Regions from separate parts of the Homo sapiens genome. Here all the other regions are linked to region 1. A link is a contact called in ENCODE Hi-C or POLR2A ChIA-PET data. All regions are on one chromosome and are shown on one strand. Each heading gives the region's core, a stretch centred on a gene start or an enhancer-like site at or near the end of the contact. The rest is flanking DNA. Distances are from core to core; before and after follow the strand shown.

Region 1 (2,700 bases), core at 71-2,570:
TTTAGGGCTAATTTTATATACCTACACCTCTGGAAAAAGTTACTACTGTCAGATTTGCTCCCAAACTTTGAGAATTGTCATTATGGTCTGCAGCATTAAACCTAGATTATAAATTATCAATGTCACTTGATTATAAATTATCAATGTCACTCAACTGAATCACACCAAGCAACGACAAATGTAGATTTCATTAAGAGATACTGTTAAAATCACATTCAGACCTCAGAAAGGCAAGATCCCATAACCCAGTCACAAACACAGCTTCAAACGCTTCCCCAACTTTTCAAGCTTTGGGGCGCCAAGTCACTGGGAGTTAACAGCTTAAACATGGGGTTCAATACAACTGACCAAAGGAAGTGAAGAAAACAAAGCATACATTAATTTCAGCACCAAAAATATGGATTTGCGAATTACATCTACTGCTAATAAACAGATCATTCTTTACAGCCTAAGTACGCCAGGCATTTTTTTATGTTTAAATGGCTTGCCACAAATTGTCCTAGTCGAAACTGATGGCAAAATCCTAAACTGATCTTCGGCGAGGAGACACTCTGCATAGAGCATCACACAAAAGACAGGAGCGAACAGACACGCTCTGGGCCTCGGCGGATTGCGGCCAGGAGCCCAGGTTTTCGTCCCAGACCCCGGCAACAGGGAGGGAAATAAGGGCGGGGGAAAGAAGGAGTGGGAGTGGTATCCTTTTCCCTGAAAGCGCCTGGGAGTGAGGAGCAAAGAGGGAAGGAGCGAGTGCAGCACAGAGGAAGCAAGGAAAGCAGCCGACCGGCGTCAGCGGCTTCCAAGGCCGGCAACACCCTCGGGCCCGCACCAGGCCTGGCCCTCCCGGCTTCGTCCCACCTCCTCACCTCCCTCACATCCTGCAGGCACTCGAGCACCGCCAGGTTGTTGCTCCAGGTGTGCTTAGGGCACACGCGGGTCACGTCCTCCCTGCAGGACTCTTCCTCCGCCAGCTTCCAGCCCCCACCAGCCCCCGCTCCTCCCCGCCGGGCCGGAGGCCCACCCGCCGGGAAAGGCGGCTGCGGCGGCTGAGGCTGCTGTTGCTGTTGCTGCTGCTGCTGTTGCTGCTGAAGCTGCGATGACTGAGGCAGCTGGGGCAGCTGCTGACCCGCCGGGCCGCCGCCTCCGGCCTGCCCTACGAAGGACACAAAGTTGGCCCCGGGACCCTGGCCCTGGCTGTGGACGCCCTGGCCGGGGAGTTTCTCGGCCCCGGCCGCGAATAGCAGCAGCAGATGCAGCGCCGCCGACAAGCGGAACATCCTCCGTACACGTCCACACGCCGCCATCTTGAGTCCGCGGCGAGCTCGACGCACTCGCCGGCGCCGCGTATTTAAATGAGGGGGTGGAGACGCTGGGCGTGGCAGCGTGGCCCTGCCGAGCCCCGCCCCGCCGGCGCCGACCCGCGAACCCAGAGTGGGGCGAAGGAGGAGGCCGTGCTGGAAACCGCACACACCCTGGACCGGCGGGCGGGAGAGCGGCGCTCCTTACCCGGGGGGGTTGCTGGGGTTTCTTAAAAAGCCCGGGCAGGGCGGCCTACTCTAATTCCATTTGCTGTCACAAAAAAAAAAATCAAGGGAATTGGGGTTGCCACAACCAAAATGGCCGGTAGAATATGTCGCCGGTTCAATGACTTGGAAAACAAAAACTTTATATGTAGAGGTGAACTTTGCACAACCAGGTGTATTACGGAATCGGAAAGCCTCTCCTTGTATCGCTCCCTCCTTCCTTCCTTCCTTCCATCTGCCTCAGAAGTCTTTCTTAGCCAAAGAGAGAGACAGCATTGAATAGGGTTAAGAGCATAAGTTCTGGGGTAAGAAAAAAAATTAAGGTTATAATCCTTGCTCTGGCAGGGTACGCAAGAGCTCAAATGTAAAGTACCATTGGCAAGATTCGAAATAATAATTTAAGTGCCTGGCCCACAACACTGAACTCAAAAAGTCACAGCCAGTATTGTTAATAAACTGGGAAGCCGTTTATGCATGAATCCTGATTTTAAGCCAGCATTTAGATTCATGTTTAAAGGATGAAAAAATAATAATAAAACACATCTTTGAGGACTCGGGTTAAGTCTGTGTGTCGGTAACTGTTCTCATTGACCTGCATGCAACACCGCAGGCACCCCACACTAGCATCCCCTCCCTGTCCTTAGGAGAGAGGATATGTTCCCAAAGCCTCTTCACATCCGCTGTGTAATCTGAGCCATGCATCAGGCCTGCGTTAGGTTCTCATTTAACTGAAGAATGGCACAGAGATGTTAACAGTTCTGCGTGGAGGGATTAAATGAGCTGCCCAAGAGGAACTCTGCCATCCTGTAGACAGCTAGGCTAGCCACCAGAATCCCTGGGGCTTCCCACCACCCTGGCGCACTTTCATCCCACTCTGTCCATGCACATGTTGGGGAATGAGGGCAGTTTGGGTTGTGTAATCTCCACTGGTCATTGTGTCCAAAAATGCGAATTACATCTACTGTAGTAAACAGACAGCTTCTGCTGTCCTGACCCGCAAATGAGCAGTCAAGACCAAGTTAGACATAACTAGAACCTGAAAAGTCAGGAGCTCAGGGAACCCAAAAGGAGCTCCTGAGACTGAAGATATTCTGTGAGTACAAATTACCCACTGTGGCTGACCCCAGGCCTCTATCATGGGGAATGAGAGCTTGTTGGCATCTCCACCAACGGTCACCTT
Region 2 (2,700 bases), core at 94-2,593, 540 kb after region 1:
CTGTACGATACTGTAATGGTTACAGGCATTTGTCAAGACCCATAGAATGTACAACATCAAGTGAACACTAATGTAAGCTATGGACTTTGGGTGCCAATGATTTTGTTTTTTAATTTATACTTTTTGAGACAGGGTCACCCAAGCTGGAGTGCAGTGGCACAATCTTGGCTCACTGAAACCTCAGCCTCCCAGGCTCAAGTGATCCTCCCACCTCAGCCTCCCGAGTAGCTGGGACTACAGGTGCGTGCCACCATGCCCGGCTAATTTTTGTATTTTTTTTTTTTTTTTAAGAGATGAGGTTTCACCATTTTGGCCAGGCTGGTTTCAAATTCCTCGGCTCAAGCAATCTGCTTGCCTCAGGCTCCCAAAGTGCTAGGATTACAGGTGTGAGCCACTGAGCCTGGCCAGGTGCTGATATTTAACTGTAGGTTCACCAATTGTAACAAATACACTGTTCTGGTGTGGGATATCAACTTTGGGGAGGTTGTGTGTGCTGGGGGGACATGGGTTATATGGGAATTCAATGTATTTTCTGCTCAAATTTTGCTGTGAACCTAAAACTGTTCTAAAGGATGAAAGGAACTGAGGGTGAAGGGAAATGGGAAGATGGTGGTCAAGGGGTACAAAGTCTCAGTTATGCAAGATGAGTAGTTCTGGGGAGATGCACAGCTATGTGACGATAGTTGACAATATTGTGTACTTGAAATTTGCTAAGAAGATAGATCTTAAGTGTTCTCATCAGACAAATAACTATGTGAGGTGATGCACATGTTAATTAGCTTGATTATGGTGAATATTTCACAAATGTAGATATCAAGTTGTACATCTTAAATATATAGATCTCAACAAATATATATACCTCAACAAAGTGGCCTGGGAAAAAAGGGAAAAAAGCTAGTTGCAGCACATGATACCTTTATGGCCAGTTTTGTAACAACAACAAAAAAATCAAAGTGCGAACTTAATGTTATACGCAGTTAATCTTTAGAAAGTGAGATTATGGATACTTTATTTTGTACATATATTCTAATTAAATACAGTTATAGATTATTTGTGTAATGTTTAAAAGCCAAGTTGTTGTATTTAAGGGGGAGGTGGTGAATTGTAGTTCACGACCCACTCTGGGAAAAAAGAAAACAGTGCAGGCTAAGGAGATTATTTTGGTCGGCTCATCAGACCGCCTAACAAGGCGAAGACTTTCCTGAGAGTCCCTAAAGCCGCGGCCCCGGAGGCTTGTGGGAAATGTAGTCCCGAACGTGGATGGTCCACCCCTCCGAGGACCCTGGGAACGGCCCGCGCCCCTGTTTCTGCGCATGTGCAGTGCTGCGAGCGCGCCGGTGGCCGCCCTTCCCCCACCACCAGCGGCGAGTGGGTGACAGAGCCCCCGTCTCCGCGCGTCTTCGCCGCCCTGCGCCGTGACCCGCTGTGGCACTGGGCCACGAGTGGAGGCTGCGCCCCTCCAGGTACGAGAGGGGCTTCCAGGTAGCTCCGCGCGGCCTGGGGCCGAGGGGAAGGAGATGAGGGATGGGCTCGTGCCCGCGCAGGGTGGGAGCCCAAACTTCGGCTACTCGTAGGCGGCAGTGACCCTCAGGGCGGCGTCCGGGGTTGCCCGGCGCTCGCCTCTGAACGGGGCCGGCGGGGCACGCCTGGCCGAACGTGCGGGGGCGGGGACGGCGGAGGGAAGGGCGGCTATGAGGCTTCGCCTTCTTCTCTTTGTCAGGAGATGCGCCTCAGACGGGCGGCGAAGGGCTCGGGCCGCGCGGGAGCGAGTTCTGGAGCCCCGGCGGGCGCGCGCGCGCGGGACGAGGCCCCGCCGGGGCGTGGTGGGGGCGTGGCCTGACACACCTGGCCACGCCCCGATGCCCGGTGCCTCGTGGGTGGAGGAAGGACTGGAGCCTGGTCAGTTGCCGGTGGTGAAGGAGAACCGTGATCCCTTTGTCAGAGGGTCTTCAGTGAGGTGTTCCCCTGATCCTCGCATCCACCCCGTGACTTCCAGCGTTATCATCTCCGTCGCTATCCCAGGAACACGGGAGGTTCAGAAGGGGAAAGTGATTTCCCTAAGGTCTCACAACCCGGTGGTACTTTATGTGAGCAGCAGATATTTTTTCATTTATCTTTTGATTTTACTCGCTGGTAGATTTTGCCATGTATACGTTTTGACGTTTTAAATTTCTCTCGGGTGGAATTTACTGTTCTTTCCGTTTGGGGCACCCAAAATTCTTCACTACTTTGAAATACGAAAGTTTTCCCATGATTCTGGTGCAGTCACGCTCTGCGTAACAGTGTTTCTGTCAACGAGGGACCTCATGTAAAATGGTGGTCCTATGTGATTGTAATACTATATTTTTGTATTGTACCGTTTCTTTTCTTTACTTTCTTTTTTTTTTTTTTTTTTTTGAGACGGAGTCTCGCTCTGTCGTCCAGGCTGGAGTGCAGTGGCTTGATCTCGGCTCACTGCAACCTCCGCCTCCTGGGTTAAAGTAGTGCTCTGCCTCAGCCTCCCGAGTAGCTGGGATTACAGGCGTGAGCCACCGCGTCCGGCCAGACACAATTTATTGATGTAACTGTTCCTCTAAATACTACTTTAACTACATCACTCAAATTTTTATATCTTGTATTTTCTTTTCTGTTGTTGTTGTTTTTGAGACTGAGTCTCACTCTGTCACCCAGGCTGGAGTGCAGTGGCACTCAGCTCACTGA
Region 3 (2,700 bases), core at 73-2,572, 830 kb after region 1:
ATTACAAGCATGAGCCACCGCGCCAGGAATGGAATGGCTAGTTTTCAACGTGCCTTTTAGAAATACTTCACTAGCCGGGGCGCGGTGGCTCATGCCTGTAATCCCAGCACTTTGGGTGGCTGAGGTGGGAGGATCACTTGAGCCCACGAGTTCGAGACCAGCCTGGGCAACATAGCAAGATGCCATTTCTAAAAAAAAAAAAAAAAAAAAAAATTTAAAAAATTAGCGGGCGTGGCAGCCTGCACCTGCAGTCCCAGCTACTCCAGAGGCTGAGACGGGAGGATCGCTTGAGCCCAGGAGTCTGAGGTTGCAGTGAGCCAAGATCGCATCACTGCACTCCAGCCTAGACAACAGCAAGACCCTGTCTTTAAATAAAACAGAACAGAACAAAGTAAAACAAAGAGAATAGGGACGACTCCTGGGTTGTGTTTTGTTAGTCTGTTTGTTTCTTGTTTGTCTAGTCTTTCAACTGAAGATGTGAATGGGTGAAGATACTTTCAACGAGACGGTTTGTCTGGGGAAGACCAAGAAGGGGGAACAGAAAGATTTCTTCAGTAAGATTCATTCTCACCCCGTTCGGGTTGAGATCCCTAAGGAAAGAAAGTTCTGAGAGGAGAGGATGGGTGGACGTCACAATGAGGCAAAAAGCATCAAAGGGGGAACTTTCTATCAGAACTTTCTAACAACCAGGCGGAGAGCGGACAGCTCTATCTTGGACGGGGTGGTGGCCAGCAGCTCTCTCGGGCCAGGGCTGAAAAAAACCTCCAAGGCTCGGACTGCCGCCCCGACTTCTGAAGCAGCGGTGTCGTTCGGGGCTGACCGACGAGCGTCCCTAGCGACAAGGGGCCGTGTCCATGTGCCGGTTCCCGCGCTGCAAGAGGGGGCGGCGGCCGGAGCTGCCCAACGGGAGGGGAGCACAGAACCGCCACGCGCACACGCCTCGGGCCGGAGCGGCCGAGGATGAGGGGCCTGAGGGAGCGGACGCTCGAGAACAGGAGCCCCCCTGGACCACCTGGGCCACAGGGCAGACGCCCGCGGGGGCAGAGCGCGCCTCACGTGAGGCGTGGGGCGGGGCAATTCGCTTCTCGCCTCAGGCGGAATCGCTCACCCGACGGCACGTAGTCCTCGTCCTCCTCCGACGTAGAGAAGTCTTCGGAGTCGAATTCCTCCATGTTGCTGCCGCTCGACGCTGGTCAAACTCACAAGACCGCAGCAGCCGCCTCCAACGGCAAAGCTCTAGGGAGAGACCATAGAGCCCCGGCGGCGGCGACGGCAGCTAGGGCGGCCCCCGACAGCGCTTTGCACATGCGCAGAGAGTACTACGTGGTTGCCCTACGACACTTCCGGCCGATGCCTCCGGGCTGGCGTCCCTGAAGCCCTCGCTGGGAGCCCGAACCCGCCCGGACGCGGTGCATGCTGGAACTTGTAGTCTTCGGCGCTGCCTCGCCGCCTTAATATAATAAACCTGCTTAAATAAAATTACATATCTATGGAAATACAGGTGACCTTCATTAATCATTAATTCGTAATGCCAAATTCACTTACTTGCTAAAATGTATTTGTAACCCTAAAATCAATCATCACGGTACTGTCTGGGGTTCTTCCCGGGCATGCGCAGAGGGTGAAAATTTGGAGTTGGCGGAGGTAAGGTTCCCAGCTGAAGTTTGAACTGGGAGAAGCGCCGCCTTCTAGTCGCAGCTCCTGTGCTGTAAACAAAGAGTCCTTTCCGCAGTCTGTTTACTGACACTTTTTTTTCTGCTTTTTGTGGGTGGTTTTGCTTTCTAAAATGGCCCCCAAGCGTAGTGCTTAAGCTCTGCCCAGTGTTCCTAAGCGAAAGAAGACCGTGATGTGCCTTACGGAGAAAGTCCGCGTGTTGGATAAGCTCCAATCAGGCATGAGTTACAGTGCTGTTGGCCATGAGCTCAATGTTAACGAGTCGACAATCCGGTACATCAAGAAAAAGGAAAAGGAAATTCACCGATCTGTCCGTGAGGCCGCTCCGGATAGTGCTGAAGTGACCTCCATCGTGCGTGATGAAGCTATGACAAAGATGGAAAAGATGGAAAAGCGGCTAAATTTGTGGATTCATGAGATGTCAATCGATTAAAAAAAACATAGTGGACAGCATTGTGGTGAGGCTGAAAGCCAAAGATATCTGTGGTCACGTTACCCAGAGTCAAAGAAATGCTAAGCCCTTCTCGGCGAGTGCTGGCCGGCTCGCGCGTTTCAAAAGGCGATACGGGGTGAAAAATGTTAAACTTGCAGGTGAGGCGAGCTCTGCAGATCAGGAGGCTGCGGAAGAATTTTAAAAATACTTGCTAAGTGTTATACAGGAAAAGGGTTATGTGAAAGAGCAGGTTTTCAATGCGGATGAGACTGGCTTATTTTACAAGGATGTTGGCAAACGAACCTATATAATGCAAACGGCCTCCAAAGCCCCTGGCTTTAAATCATGCCAGGATCATGCACCCTTGTTATTGTGCGCCAATGCCAAGAGCGACTAAAGTGCAAACTCCTAATGGTGTAAAGAACCCAAAATCCACAAGCACTTAACGGGAAATACGTGAACCATCTGCCAGTCTATTGGAGGTGGAACAAAAAAGTGTGGATGATGTCTGATTGGTTCCACAACTGCTTCATCCCAGAAGCTGAACACTGTCTCCAGGGCAGAAACCTTGCCTTCAAGGGTTTTTTGTTTTG

What was found. Hi-C counts contacts between places; a loop is a spot of excess contacts on that map. ChIA-PET counts read pairs that join two places held with the same protein, here RNA polymerase II (POLR2A). Pooled maps may share reads with other maps.
Region 2: a map of B cell shows a loop between it and region 1 (26-fold over the local background). The contact joins the promoter of ZFP1 here to the promoter of GLG1 in region 1. A Hi-C loop is called at or near these places in 4 of 168 maps with a recorded cell type or tissue (B cell, CD4-positive, alpha-beta memory T cell and naive thymus-derived CD4-positive, alpha-beta T cell) and 11 of 50 pooled maps. POLR2A ChIA-PET finds 5 or more read pairs at or near these places in 1 of 52 experiments (T-cell).
Region 3: a map of naive thymus-derived CD4-positive, alpha-beta T cell shows a loop between it and region 1 (16-fold over the local background). The contact joins the promoter of CFDP1 here to the promoter of GLG1 in region 1. A Hi-C loop is called at or near these places in 2 of 168 maps with a recorded cell type or tissue (both naive thymus-derived CD4-positive, alpha-beta T cell), 1 of 37 single-sample maps with no recorded cell type and 10 of 50 pooled maps. POLR2A ChIA-PET finds 5 or more read pairs at or near these places in 2 of 52 experiments (OCI-LY7 and activated CD4-positive, alpha-beta T cell).

What each region holds. Positions count from the first base shown.
Region 1 is chr16:74,605,794-74,608,493 of GRCh38, forward strand. It overlaps GLG1 (golgi glycoprotein 1), which reads right to left and starts at 1,321. Exons shown (of 26, transcript NM_001145667.2): 1 at 864-1,321. The coding sequence starts at 1,301. RefSeq lists silencers at 892-1,071, 1,302-1,491.
Region 2 is chr16:75,147,181-75,149,880 of GRCh38, forward strand. It overlaps ZFP1 (ZFP1 zinc finger protein), which reads left to right and starts at 1,344. Exons shown (of 4, transcript NM_153688.4): 1 at 1,344-1,463. RefSeq lists an enhancer at 1,155-1,204 and a silencer at 1,565-1,934.
Region 3 is chr16:75,432,181-75,434,880 of GRCh38, forward strand. CFDP1 (craniofacial development protein 1) reads right to left here and starts at 1,323. Exons shown (of 7, transcript NM_006324.3): 1 at 1,109-1,323. The coding sequence starts at 1,172. RefSeq lists a silencer at 759-998 and enhancers at 1,309-1,818, 1,362-1,929.